Regions from separate parts of the Homo sapiens genome. Here region 2 is linked to region 1. The links are chromatin contacts, found by Hi-C or POLR2A ChIA-PET in ENCODE. All regions are on one chromosome and are shown on one strand. Each heading gives the region's core, a stretch centred on a gene start or an enhancer-like site at or near the end of the contact. The rest is flanking DNA. Distances are from core to core; before and after follow the strand shown. Region 1 overlaps WDR4 (WDR4 tRNA N7-guanosine methyltransferase non-catalytic subunit). Region 2 overlaps PKNOX1 (PBX/knotted 1 homeobox 1).

Evidence for each region. Hi-C counts contacts between places; a loop is a spot of excess contacts on that map. ChIA-PET counts read pairs that join two places held with the same protein, here RNA polymerase II (POLR2A). Pooled maps may share reads with other maps.
Region 2: a pooled map shows a loop between it and region 1 (2.8-fold over the local background). The contact joins two enhancer-like sites. A Hi-C loop is called at or near these places in 1 of 168 maps with a recorded cell type or tissue (HepG2) and 2 of 50 pooled maps. POLR2A ChIA-PET finds 5 or more read pairs at or near these places in 1 of 52 experiments (H1).

The regions. Positions count from the first base shown.
Region 1 is chr21:42,854,186-42,861,364 of GRCh38, reverse strand. It overlaps WDR4 (WDR4 tRNA N7-guanosine methyltransferase non-catalytic subunit), which reads left to right. Exons shown (of 11, transcript NM_018669.6): 6 at 1,643-1,703; 7 at 5,585-5,683; 8 at 6,739-6,803. Among named protein-coding and RNA genes, the nearest start is that of WDR4, 22 kb to the left of the region's middle. RefSeq lists an enhancer at 646-1,204. Within about 2 kb of position 5,680, at least 2 of the 41 ENCODE cell types and tissues checked have a DNase peak (open chromatin) inside an H3K27ac peak, as active enhancers do.
Region 2 is chr21:43,021,444-43,028,622 of GRCh38, reverse strand. PKNOX1 (PBX/knotted 1 homeobox 1) reads right to left here. Exons shown (of 11, transcript NM_004571.5): 9 at 3,676-3,752. Among named protein-coding and RNA genes, the nearest start is that of PKNOX1, 50 kb to the right of the region's middle. Within about 2 kb of position 2,747, at least 3 of the 41 ENCODE cell types and tissues checked have a DNase peak (open chromatin) inside an H3K27ac peak, as active enhancers do.

The sequences.
Region 1 (7,179 bases), core at 4,431-6,930:
CCTCCCTTCCTTCCCCCCTCCCCACCCCACCCTTCCCCTCCCTTCCTTTCTTTTCTCTTTCTTAGCTGTGTCGCCCAGGCTGGAGTGCAGTGGCGTGATCTTGGCTCACTGCAACCTCTGCCTTCCAGGTTCAAGCGATTCTCCTGCCTCAGCCTCCCAAGTAGCTGGGACTACAGGCCCCTGCCACCACGCCCGGCTAATTTTTTTTTGTATTTTTAGTAGAGACGAGGGTTCACTATGTTGGCCAGGCTGGTCTTGATCTCCTGACCTCATGATTCGCCCGCCTCGGCCTCCCACAGTGCTGGGATTACAGGCGTGAGCCACCGTGCCCGGCCTGCCCGTTTACTTTTCAACATAGTGGCTGGCAAATTGAAAACAAAGCCCCGTGGCCCCTGTGTGTGGCTGGAGGTGTGTTTCTGCTGGATGTGCTGTTCTGTGCCCTTTGCTGACATTGCAGTATCAGTTGGTTCACTGGCCGTCTCCCGCTGCGTCTGAGTGGTTCTGTGGGTCTGTTGGGCCTGTTGGTGTGTGCAGCCCTCAGCGTGGTGCCTGGCATGAGTAGGTGCTCAGTAGATAACTGCAGTGATTGGACGAATTATGTTTTGAGATTTTGTTTCAGACCCCTGGAAACTGGTTTCCCGGCCTTTCAAACCGTTGAGAACTGTGAGGCCACTCGTGCCCTCTGCACGGGGCGTCCTGTGCCCTATCTGTCCTGGGCTGTGGGCTGCTGTTGGTGCTGTGGTGCCGTGCAGGGCGGTGGCTGCGGGACCGGGCCCGGCTCACGCGATGGCTAGCCCAAGGTAGCAGAGGCCATGACTGGTGGAGATGGAGTGAGGCTCACGGGCCACCCCATTCCAGGGTCCCCGGGAACCCCGTGCATGAGGGATTGCTTGAGGCCACTGTGTTAGAGTGGGAAGAAAAGGGGCCTTGTCACCCTTGTAGGTGCCCGAGCCAAGATGGGTTTCCAGGCGAGCTGGGCTGCTTGGGTTATTCTTCATGGCTGTTCTGATGGGAGGGTCCCTGTGACTTTGAGTCCTGTGCTTGCAGGCCAACCCCTCACAGGAGGACTGGGCCGGGCTCAGCAGAGACAGCTGTCTGGCCAGGTCACTCAGAGTTGTTGCTGAGGGGCCGTCAGGACCCTGATAGGAACCTGTGGGCTTGGCTGCCCTCCTCCCTCCACCCTCCTCCCTGTGTGCTGTGTCTTTGAGTCTCCCCCGTGTCTTTGAGTCTCCCCCAAGGCTCCTTTCATCACAGTGCAGGTGCCTTGGGCCAGGGTGGGTGCTGGGGGGCCTGTAGAGGTGCCGCTGAGCAGAGCTGCTGCAGAGGGGGCTGCAGAGGGGCACAGAGGCGCTTGGGTCTCTGGCAGGCATGGCTGAGGAGCGGCCTGGGTTAGAGGTTGCTGTGCTGTTGGGGACCCAGGAATGACCTCACTCACCTCCCCGACTGCGTCCAGGGGCCTCCACCTGGTTAACCCTAACCAGGTTAGGGTTAACAGCTACTTCCCATGTTGGCTGTTTTTATTGGATCAGGGGGTTTAGGGCAGAGGCTTCTCTTCCTTAGATGAACAGGCGGCCTCCCCAGGCCTCCCGGTCCCTGCGGGCGCTGGGCTCGCTGACTCTGCCGCTCTCTCTCGCCCTCACAGGTTTGTGAGCCGTATCTCCGTGGTGCCAACTCAGCCCGGGCTGCTTCTGTCCTCCTCTGGGGTAAGTGTTCTGCCCAGCGTCACTCACCTCTGGATTCTTGAGCCTGCAGGGAGGGTGGGGTGGGCGCCTCCTGGACCTGGCCCCTGTGGATCGCTGGCCCCTGGCTGGCTGTGGCTGTCCACTAGATCTTAGAGCTGCCTGCGGCTCGCTCCCCGCCTGCGGCCGCTCACTCAGGACTGCGTGTGGGGTGTGCGTAGGTGCGTGTGTGTTCGCCTGTGGGATGAACTAGCACGGGTGTGTGGAAGGCTCCCTTCTGAGGGCGGCTGCTGCATCTACGATGGTATCGGGGATCAGGATCTCAGGTAGAAACAGTAGACGGGGGCTTCTCTGACTCTTGGAGGGGTCTCAGTCCATCCCATTACGGGCTGCATTTTTTTTCCTTTTCTTTCCTTTTTTTCTTTCTTTCTTTTTTTTTAAGATGGGGTGTTGCTACATTTTTCAGGCTGGTTTCAAACTCCTGGGCTCAAGCGATCTGCCTCCTTGGCCTCCCAAGTAGCTGGGACCACAGGCTCGAGCGCCCGCACCCGGGTTACCACAGTGCATTTTTGCTTGTTGGGTACAGCTTCTGTGTCCCAGCAATTGGGTCCTGGAAGCCTTACAGTTTAGTGATGAGAGACGTGTTTTCTCTAAGGAATGTGTTAGAAGGATTGTTAGTGATTTTGCCAAAGTGAGGGCCTTGGATTCCTCACAGGGTCTGATTCTGTCCTCTTGCGGAATTGTTGCCCGCACACCACCACCTTCCTCTTCGCTGTCCTTCCCTGTGTTGTCTGTGTTGGTCCTTTGTGTGGTGTGGCAGGATGGCTGATGGACCTTCTGGCCGCTTCTATGTTTCTTCTCTGATTGGGCTTCATTCACAGCCTCCTGTTCCTGCTCTTCAAATTAACACACAGCCACGCGACCTGAGAGAAGAAGAAAAGTGTGGCCATAATCTCCAGAGGGTCAGGGTCAGGGTCAGGCTTCGTCAGCGGTTTGTTGTGCACCTTCCAGTCTTTTTCATAATATGAGGAAAATCTTCCACGGGCAGAGAAGCCTCCCCAGGCCCCATCTGTCCCTCATGGCTTACTGCTTTGTTTGAGTGGAACACGTCATCTGGTAGCTGCCAAAAGGCGCGAGGAGGGTCAGTGTTTTCTGACTTTGCTTTTCTGGAAATACCTTTAATCTCCTTTGAGGCCTGGTTGTTAGTTTGGCGTAGAAGTCCTGGTTGAAACGGTTTCCCTCGGAGCTTGGGAGGCCTTGCACAGTGTGCTCTCCAGCTGGTTGCTCCTGTGGGTTTTCCCGCGCGCTTCCTGTAGAAACCTGCAGCTGTCTGCCGTGGGTCCGTGGGGTGACAGCTGGGCTCTCCTTCTGCCTGGAGGACTTTCTCTGCTCCAGTGTGCGATGTGAAAGCCACTGAGGTGACTTGGTGGGCCCCAGAGGGGAGTTGGCCACACAGCCAGTGATTTTCAGTGTCCTCCGACCTGGGGCATTTTCTTACATGATTACCTTCTGTTCTCTACCCCTGCCTCTTGCTCACTTTTTCTAAAGCTTGTGTTAGTTGAACCACTTTAATGCTCTGATTCTTATTTTTTTTGAGACAGAGTCTTGCTCTGTCTCCCAGTCTGGAGTGCAGTGGCGTGATCTCGGTTCACTGCAGCCTCTGCCTCCCGGGCTCAAGCAATCCTCCCACCTCAGGCCTCCCGAGTAGCTAGTATTACAGGCACACACCACCATGCCCCGCTAATTTTTTATACTTTTGTAGTGATGGGGTTTTGCCAGCTTGGCCAGGCTGGTCTCAAACTTTTGACCTCAAGCGATCCACCCACTTCCGCCCACTGGGATTATAGGCGAGAGCCACCATGCTGGGCCATAATTCTCTGTTTTTTTTTCTTTCCTGTTCAATCTCGTATTTCTACTCCTTTAGGAATAGTCTTACTTCTTGGGAGATTGCCTCAACTTTACTTTCCAGCCTTCTGTGGAGACTTGAGTTTTATTAGGATTATTTTGAATCTTTAGTTCTTTCTTGCCCTCGGCACGTTCTTTTTTGCAGCCACCCATTCTCGGATAGTGCACGTGTCTCTTATCTCACTGAGATGAGCGTGGACTTTTCTTTCTTCAATTTCTTCCTGGCCTTGTGTTTGATTGCCTTCTCTGGAGTGTGTTGTCTGCCTTTCTCATTGGAGGTTTTCCTCGGATGTCTGGCGATGCCATCTGCCTGTGTGTGATGGGAGTCAGCACCAGCCGGCCTCAGAGGCTGGGTGTGTGCACCCAGGGTGGGGCCCGAGGGGCTTCAGAGCAGGTGTCTGTGGGCAGCAGCCCCTTGCCTGTGGACTCCGTAGAACGTGTGGGTCAGTCGGTCTCTTCTGGGTGGTCAGTGTCCCGGCCTTCACTCTTGCCCAGGTCTGTCCCCTGGGGCTCTGGGAGGTGAGTGCGAAGGGGCTAGGTGACTCTCTTCTCAGTGAGTATTTGGCATCCCCGAGACAGGGGCCCCTCGGCTCCGTTTCCCCAGAGCCTTCTGCTGGCCTGGAGTTTGGGGCTGAGGATGCATCAGGGAGGTCCCGTTTCTCTTTGTAAAGACATTTGACAGCTCCCCTCACCACCTTGGTCTTCAGGCTGCCTGGCCCGGTTTGGTCTTTGGCAGGTCCTGGCACCTCTCGGGCTTCTCTGTGGCTGGTGCATTTGTTCCCTGGCCTCCAGCCCCCAGGTTTCCTTGCTGTCTCTCCGCGGCTGCCTTCTCTTCTTGCCTGTTGTCTTTGTCTTAGTGGGTTCATGGTTATTAAACATCTTTTTCTTGTCTTCGTAGAGAGGTTTGGGGGTGAGTGAAATGCCTGTAGATGTGTGTGTTGGTCTCCATGTTTATCTGCCACATTTGTAGAAAGGTGTGTGTGTGTGCGTGTGTATGTGCATGCGTGTGTGTGTGCATTCATACATCCACTCTTACCTCGGCACCCAGAGGATATGCATCTACTGTTAGCTGTTTGGGGTATTTACTTTTCATCTTTTTCATTTAGTCATTTAAAAATACTTACAAATAGTGCACAGACACTCTCTCATTAGATTTAATGAGTATTGATTTATTTCTCTCCACTGAATTAGTGCTGTAATGAATTTTTTTTAAGCCAGGTATGGTGGCTCATGCCTGTAGTCCCAGCTACTCGGAGGCTGAGGCGGGAGGATTGCCTGGGCCTGGGAGTCAGAGGCTGCAGTGAGCCAGGAGCAAGCCTGTGAATAGCCACTGCAGTGCAGTGGGCAGTGTGGAATAGACCCCATTTCAATTAAACAACAAAAAAATAACAACAGATAAAACCAAGAAAAAAAAGAGAAACGCTTTTTTCCATTGATGATGGTTTTAGAGCGTGGAGCCTCTTGGTTCCTGTGTCGGCTTCCTGAAGGGTTGTACCAGTTGTCGTGGGACGGTTGCTGATGGCCATGTCCTTCCTGTCATTCTTAGTGAAGTGGAGCAGTGGCCACGAGCTCATGAGCCCACACGTGTCTCCCCGTGGGAATGCATGATTGCTGAAGTGTCTGCGCAGACCTGTGTGCATGCCCGTGTCTATGCCCGGCCCGGGCACAGCAGATGTGGTCTGGCCTCCTGGCGGATGACAACCTGGCCATCTAGCGGCCTTGGCTTATTTTGCTAGGATCTGCCTCATTGGCTTTGTCATCTGCCTGGGCATATTGGCACTCGAGAAACAGGGAATCGGTCACCTTCCGTTCCCCACCGTTGTCCTTGATGATTTGCATGAGCGATTTACACAGTCAGAGCAGAGAGCCTTTAATTCCTGAGGGTGGGTGGCATGGCTGTCACGGAGTGGAACCCCGACCACACGCAGCTGTCCTCTCTGTCACCCTACCTGACGGAAGCCCCACAACCATGTGCTAACCTGTGTGTTTGGTTTGTGCAGGACGGCACCCTGAGGCTCTGGGAGTACAGGAGCGGCCGCCAGCTGCACTGCTGTCACCTGGCCAGTCTGCAGGAGCTGGTGGACCCCCAGGCCCCCCAGGTAGCTGCTTCTGTTCACTCCTGGGCGACTGAGTGCTTGTAGACACCGGCAGTCGCCTGACTTGAGTGGAAAAGTCACTTCGCCGTTGGAAACGTTTGCTCTCAATGCCAGACTTCCTCCTGTGTGAGGGAAATCTCGTATTTCAAATTCTGAAGGTGGCTCGTCATGTCAGTGGGAAATAATTTGTCTCCCTGTTGCATGCAAACAGTTAATGTACAGGAAGGCCTCTAATCCTGCTCTGAAGTGGAAGGAATGGAGGTGCTTGAGCATGCACCTTTGTGGGTCTGCCAGCCAGGTGGGGCAGGGGTGGGGCCAGGCCCACTCCAGCATTCTCCGGCCAGCTTGGAGCAATCTCATGACACCCTGAAAGCCCAGGCCTTGGCAAAGTTTCCCGCCAAACGGTCTGTTCCATTTCCTAGAGAACTGTGTGGTGTGGCCTCTGCCCCCTGCCAGGCAGCTGTGTAAGAGAGGACCAGGCCTTTTCCTTCATGCTTCACGTGGACTCAGGTTCCTGGAAGTTTCCTTCATTTAAAAAAAATTTTTTTTTTTTTTTTGAGATGGAGTCCCACTCTTGCCCAGGCTGGAGTGCAGTGGTGCTATCTCGACTCACAGCAACCTCCGCCTCAGGCTCCTGAGTAGCTGGGATTAAAGGCGTGAGCCACTGTGCACGGCCTCTTCTTCATTTTTAATATTTCCTCTGCCAGGAACTGTGGGAGCTCACAGGGCAGTTGTATGTGTAGCTCTCATCTCTTCCTTTCCCCTGTGTCCTCCGCTCCCTCTTCTCCTCACTGTCTGACCTATCTTGTTGGCTTTGGAGGCTGTCGCAGGCCCTGCAGGGAGTGCCAGAACCACTGGGGGGCTTTTGTCATCTGCTTGGGAAACAGGGAATCAGCTACCCTCCTTTCCCCACTGATTCCAGAATGTTCCAGTGCTGTTTCCTCTTCCTTGATATGTGGGGGCGTGAGCGTCCTTCGGTCTTGCTCTTGTTGGATCAGAGCGCCCGGCGTCGGGCCCCTGCAGGTGGCGTGAAGTTAATGGGCTTCTTCTCCTTTTAGAAGTTTGCCGCGTCCAGGATTGCATTCTGGTGCCAGGAGAACTGCGTGGCGCTCCTGTGCGACGGGTAAGCTGCGGCGGCACCTCTATGGCCTCCGGTTCTGCAGACCTGCAGGGGGAAGAGTTAGCGGGTTGGCCACTGGCCCACGTCCTCAATGAAGAGGTCCTGAACGGTGGTGGTATTGGTCTAGCACCTCCCTCTGAGAATGTCACTTTTGATGACTGCTGCTGCATGAGGGTGAGGGCTCCTCTCAGCCAGCGCTCTTCAACCTGACGTTGAACTCCCCTGGCGTAAAGAGCACCAGCAGCCTCTGCCTGGCCTTCTGAGATGACAGACTTTCCCCTGGGCCAGTCGTGGTGGCATCACCTCACTCCCGGCTCGGGGCTGGTCGGATGGGAACCCCCTGGGGTTGGCGGTGCTGACAAGGTGGGTTTAGGGGTGG
Region 2 (7,179 bases), core at 1,498-3,997, 170 kb before region 1:
ACACGCTGCTCTACGAAGCACGCTACAAAGAATGACTCAAGTTCTCCACTATAGTAACTACTTAAGAGGACTCAACAGCTCTTCTGAATTCTCTAAATGCCCAGAAACACAGAGCCTGTTGTTTTAAAAATCATGCAAATAAGCACCAACTCGTCCATGGCATTTTTTTTTTTGTCTCAACTCCTTTAGGGCATGTTTGTGAACTAGATACTCATAACGACATAGATGATACTGTTGAATTTGTGAATCTGACACTGTTTTCCCTAAGGAAGAAAAATGTTAAAGAAGCAAGACTTTCTGTAGTGCCATCATGCCTGAGACGATCGGGCAGTCTGCACTCGTCTGGACGTCACCAGATCACCAACGGGGCCGAGCCTCTGGGTGGCAACGTGTCTGAGCCATCAGAGAATGGGACTGCCACCTCCTCTTGTTTCACCACAAAGCACGATCTAAGGCAAGAGCTGCATCTTTTCAAAAACCATTCCCAATGATGAGCTGTTTCTTAGATGACTGGAGGCGTAAGTCCTCCAGTGGTCCTAGACATGTGGCCAGCACAGCACGTAGGCACCAGCAGTGATGAAATCCCCGACAGACGCTGGCGACTCTGTCAGACCAGGCACTCACGCCTGTGATAAGACTCCACAGAGAACGAGAGCAGCAACAATCACAGGCTGGCAGGGCAGGCTGGACATTGTTTCTGTATTTTTGAGATGGAGTCTCGCCCTGTCGCACAGGCTGGAGTGCAGTGGCACGATCTCAGCTCACCGCAACCTCCGCCTCCTGGGTTTAAGCGATTCTGCTGCCTCAGCCTCCTGAGTAGGTGGGACTATAGGCGCCCACCACCTCGCCCAGCTCATTTTTGTATTTTTAGTAAACGGGGTTACACCATGTTGGCCAAGATGGTCTCGATCTCTTCACCTTGTGATCTGCCTGCCTTGGTCTCCGAAAGTGCTGGGATTACAGATGTGAGCCACTGCACCTGGCCCAACAGTCACAGGTTGGCAAGGCAGGCTGGACATTGTTTCATATCAAATGAGTATGATAGCAATCTCAAAATACATTAAGATTAAAGGCTGCTGTCTTCAGTTCCCATTCTTATGCTATGAGCTGTTGCCTTTAAATGTGAGAAAGTGCAAGGAGACTCAAATCCCTAGGCCAGCTTTTCCTCCTGCAGTGACTAGAGGACAAAGATAGCAAACCAGACATGCGTTCTGCTGCACCCACCACCCTATGCCACTGACTGGGCCACTTTGCTACAAAAAGAGCTGAAATGGAAAGAAACGGAAAGAAAAACAACATCTGTCCCGTGAAAGCGCCTATCAAACCAGAACCCGTCCAGATTCATGCATTACCCCAACCTAACGCAAAAGCAGCAATACCAACCATGCTTAAGGCCTCGTTTCTGTCTTCTTTTTTCAGTAACATGAATGATAAAGTAGTTGACCTCTTGCTAGAGTCACACATTGCTCATCTATTAAAAGCCAGACTTCTCTATCTGGATAGCTGAGTAGCCATGTTCACGATATCAGGGAAACAAAAGCATTACTTTTAGACTCAGATTCTACTCTGGTTTGTCACTGTGACAACTTCTTTCTTTTTTTAATGCCCCCCTCTGCAAAACAACAACACTAGAACTGGATCAGCTCTAAGGTTGCTTAATTTTAAAAGTCCAAGATTTAAAAATATCTACAATTATATTAGCACACAGTCTAATAATAATGAAGCAGATCGGATCCCGCCATGCTTCATTTAGAGGAACCTGGTGATCCCTGCAGCACAAGCTCCATGGCCACCCACAACCCCAGCGAGACCTGGGAGGGAAGGCCCCACTGCTACTGTAATGTGTTGGTTGTTTTCTTTTTTTTTGAGACTGAGTCTCACCCTGTCGCCCAGGCTGGAGTGCAATGGTGCGATCTGGGCTCACTGCAACCTCCACCTCCCGAGTTCAAGCCATTCTACTGCCTTAGCCTCCTCAGTAGCTGGGATTACAGGTGTGCACCACCACACGCAGCTAATTTTTCTATTTTTAGTAGAGACAGGATTTCACCATGTTGGTCAGGCTGGTATTGAACTCCTGACCTCGTGATCTGCCCACCTCGGCCTCCCAAAGTGCTGGGATTACAGGTGTGAGCCACCGCGCCTGGCCTGTAATGTGTTTTTAAATCATTCTTATTCAAAGCTGCTACCAGCAGAGGCATGAACTAATGATGGGTGTGTGTATCTCACTCCAAGATGTAATGTTTGTAAATACAAAAGAAAAGAAAGTCACAAAAAGTAAAAGTAGCTACAAATATTAAAGATTTCAGAAATTTGGAATTTTTAAGTTATATTATTAAACTGTTATTATTACTAAAAATTAAAAGTTGATACTAAACCTAGATAAGACAATTCGTTAATGTAACATAGTAGCAAGTCAGGGAACACCAGGAAATCATGAATGCAGAAAAGCAGGAGGGTGCTGAGCAGTGACGGGGCACCAGCACATCCAGAGACGCATCCCTCCCACTTCAGCCCACCCACCACAGGTGTGCCCCAACCAAAGTATGTGGTTTCCACATAGCTCCAGGAAAACAAGCACATGAGCAGAATATAACAACCACTGCAGCAACAACATACTCAGAATCTTTAAATTTTTGTTAATATTCTATTTAAAAGATTTAACAGGAAATAACGCAAATAGTATAGTCTGTTGTGACTACCCACATCTAAAAGAATGGCAAGAATGCAGGATCATGGAAGTACTTATGCAACCCCGAAGCATACCTCCCGCACACACGACTGCACAAAGACAAAGACTTTCTTGCTGGAACTTCAACAAGTTCACATTTTAGCACAGCTAAGATAAAGATAATAATGTTTACAACTGGAAGAATTTGTGCTTTCTTCTTTTATGCATGCCAGTTTTATTAAGCTGAAACTGTTTCCTACATCTGAATAAGTAAATTTAAAAAATGTGACAAGTGACTAATAACCAAAATGGAAGACCACCCCCCACTTCAGTGCCACCTAGGAACACGCACAAGCCCTTACTGAAGAAAATACATCTGGCCAGAGTCTAAGTGTCCACAGCAATGTTTGACAGCAGGACTAGAAGGGGACGTTTTATGAAATGTCCTCCTGGGTGTTTCTTTGCTAGGAATGGCTCCCAGACTCTTCTGTGGAGCAGGACCCCCACAAGAAAGAGTGGCAGAGGGTCCCCTCATGGGGCAGGACCTCTCACTCTTGGCCTCCCACCATCCAGAGGCTCATCCACTAACAACACATCACAGTTTTGTATGAATGTGGGGCTTGGGGACAGTAGCACCCTAGAGAAACAGCTCTAAAGAGGCAGGCAGGATGCAGTCCATAATGAGGTATTGATATGAAAACTTAGGTTGAACCTGGTTTATTCCTAAGTCTCCTGCTCCCATTGCCCATTAAAAGAACTCATATTTTTAGTCGGGTGCAGTGACTCACACCCATGATCCCAATACTTTGAGAAGCTGAGGTGGGAGGATCACTTGAGGCCAGGAGTTCGAGACCAGCCTGGGCAACACAGCAAGACCCCGTCTCAGTTGGGAAAAAAGAAAAAGAGAGACCTCCTATTTTCAGCAAGATTTCACCATGTATTGGTGCCAGGGTTTCCAAGTGCTCTACCGTGCTGACAGCATGATTTCAGGAAGCAGGGCACCTTACCAGTTGTTGACTTGGAGTAGTGTCAAATTTGTCTGAGCAGCAATCTGTTTTTTCTCATCCTCTGTTGGGTAGGGATGCTGAAAATAAAAAAAGAAGGTTACCATGGCCTTCGAGTTTACAAAGGAAATCAAGACGATTTAGGCAAAATGTGAGCATTACATAATCATTAGAAAATAATGGTCACGTCAACAGTGCTTCTAGCCAAAACCTAACTGTAGTCTCACGAACAAAGTGTTTCTCCTCGTCCCAGGAATGTCCTAGTGCTGCAGTGGCTGGTTAGTGCATAGGCCAAGGCAGACCGCCCCCCACGTTTAACGGTTCAGCGGTGACGATAACAGCAGCGACATCATGAGGAGCAGCTATGCAGTCCAGCGGTGAGTCTACACCAGGCTTGATACAATCTATAGATTCTTTATCAACTTTATTGAACTTTAACTTATGAACAATAAACTACATCCATATAAAGAGGATGGGTGGATGCGTTCTGGCCCGGGAGCCTCTGCCACAAGCAATACACAGCACATTTCAATTACCTTGGTCCATTCTATAATAATTCACTGATTCCTCAGAAGCACCTGCTGAGACAGTCACTGTCAGTGTCTTTATTTTACAGAAGAGGAGACTGAGGCATGAAGTGTTTACAAACTGCCCCCATCCCACAGCTGGTGAAACAGGTGGAGTAGGAAATGGCCAGGCAGGCTGGGGGACAAATTTCCATCATGGGTACCACAGGAATCAACTGACACTGGGATAAGCTGATGCCATCGACGGCTTTCCTGGGGTGAGATCTCTGCTGGATTCACCTGTGCTGTCAGTAAGGAACTGAACCCAGGGCTGGTGACAGGAGTGCCTGCTATGGTATTCTTCTTTTATGTATGATTGAAACATTTCACATACAAAAAATCCAACCAGAGGGCCAGGCGCGGTGCCTCACGCCTGTAATCTCAGCACTTTGGGAGGCTGAGGCAGGTGGATAACTTGAGGTCAGGAGTTCGAGACCAGCCTGGCCATCTGGGAAAAAAAAAAAAAAATCTGGCCAGGTGTGGTGGCTCACGCCTGTAATCCCAGTACTTTGGGAGGCCAAGGTGGCCAGATCACGAGGTCAGGAGATCAAGACCATCCTGGCTAACACGGTGAAACCTTATCTCTACTAAAAATACAAAAAATTAGCCGGGCATGGTGGCACACACCTGTAGTCCCAGCTATTCGGGAGGCTGAGGCAGAAGAATTGCTTGAACCCAGGAAGCGGAGGTTGCAGTGAGCCGAGATCGCGCCACTGCACTCCAGCCTGGGAGTGCAGAAAAATAAAAAAAAAAAATCCAATCAGAACTAGATAGCAAAACTCACAGAAGTACCAACCGAAAATGATTTCTAGCTATGGTAAATAATTTCTCCAAGGTTGATGACTGTCTATATGTGGAAACCAACACGACATTTACTCTAAAACCTGAATGCACTAAAGCCCTTGATTTGGGATCAACAAGGACCCAAGAGAATGAACGGTACCAGCAAAGTCAGCAGTGAGAGTTTACTTTGGCTTTGACGTGAAAGGAACACTGAGTGCGGCGTGGAAACACCCCTGCCCATCACATGGGGACGGAGCGGCCTCAGATGTGCCTCAGCAGTGATGGGTTTGTTTCCTCAAACTAACGGCAGTGTGACTCAACTTGACTCCATCAATGAGTGTGTGGCTCTGAGCTCAAGGTCATGGAAACAGAAATACTGTTCTCCCCCTTTAAAAAGCTCATAAAATAGAAACAGGGCAGGAAACACGAGCACACAAGCAGAAAACACCAAACAGCCAGAGATGCTGCCCCAGAGTATGCGGGAAACTACAGGGGGTCGGCGCTGCCAAGAAACGAGGGTGAGGAGGGACTGAGGACGCCCCACAGGAAAAAACGCGGCGTCTTCACTGGACATGATGGGCAGGGTTTATTGTTTGAGAAATTATTAAAACATTAAAGGAAACCTGAAAGGAGAGTACTCACCCAATCCCACCACTTGGTGTTGTTCTATCATTATGTTATACATATACTGATTGGCTGTAATAATCGCAATGTGTGTAAATATACCAACATGCTGCCTTTTGACTTCCTATCCTTCACTAAACCTCCCGACTGCTTAGAGCCCTCATTCCTCATGTTAACTATGCATATGATACTCCATCAAACCAGTACGTCCCCATCTACATGCCGACCTGCTTTCCATTATTATATTGAACGACACTAACATTCTTACACACAAATCTTTCCGTTTTCTTGTGACTGATCTCTTTGAACCAATTTCTCGGAGCAGCCCCGCTGCTCACAGGTAGCACGCCTTTCTCCTGACATGTGTGGCTTGCTACCTTTTATGCCCATGGAAGCGGCTCGGTGGAGACCAAGAGGCCAGGGCAGGCAAGCAGAAGAGGCGCAGCCCAGGCTCCTGCCAGGCCTTCTGCCCAGGAGAGGGCCCTTCTCCTCCCAGGACCACTCAGCAACACTACCCACCAGTTTCAAGCCCTCAGGCCAGTCACTCCCATGGACCCTATCCTCAACTGAGGAGCCCGAGGCAGCCAGAGGAAAGTGGGCCGCGAAATGGCGAGATGGCTACGGGCTCAGGGGCCCACAGTCAGGGGAGGGCAAGGACAGAGTGCTGAGGACAAACAGGCTTCAGCCCCAGCGGAGGCACCCTGGAGAGGAGACAGTGGGAGGGCAGGGCAGATGCAGTGCAGAAGGCCGAGGAGGAGGAGGCTGGGACACAGGCGGATATGGCCACAGCCTCACAACAATCAGTGGCGACAGCAGGGGAGAAGGGCAAACTTAGGGCCAAGCCAAACTGGCGTCTGCCTTCCCGCCTTGGCCTCCCTGTGCTTGTCCCAGGAGAGCCCCGCCTGCTCTCTCCTGCCCTGGATCAGCAGGCTGGCAGCAATGGTGCCACACAGCGTGCAGAGCAGGTCTCCCCCATCAACTCAGCAAGCAGGCCCACCACTGCACTTCCTAAGATGTCCTGGGGACAGGGAGAAGACGCGGCCATGGCCCGGGGGAGGAAGCCGGGTGCACACGTGCTGGGCAAAACGGCGCGCCCTGTGGGACAAACTCGCTTCCAGCTAAAGGCACCCACCCGGTGGCCCACCTGTGGGTGCACCCGGCCCTGCGATGTCTCTAACCCATCTCAGCTTCCTTGTTAATCCAACACACAGAAACACAGCAACTTCCCCAGCTGCTGCCCAAGAACATCCCTTCTCTGCCCACTTTTCTGGCTCACCTGACCCCATCACCCTTCGTGGTGGGCTGTCTCGGACACACGTGTACGCCTCACATGTGCTCGGGTGCTCCTTCACGGCAGCCCTCATTGCCCTTCAAGTTCCCTGCAGCAGTGCCCCACGCTCCCCACATTATGGACATGCCACAAAGTCCTGAAAGTCAGGCCTTTGATTTTCTGAGCCCAGAGAAGTAACCCTTTTCCATGACACATAAGCCAGAGAGCAAGCGTCGCAGAGGGCTGCAAGGCAAGGGCTGGCCC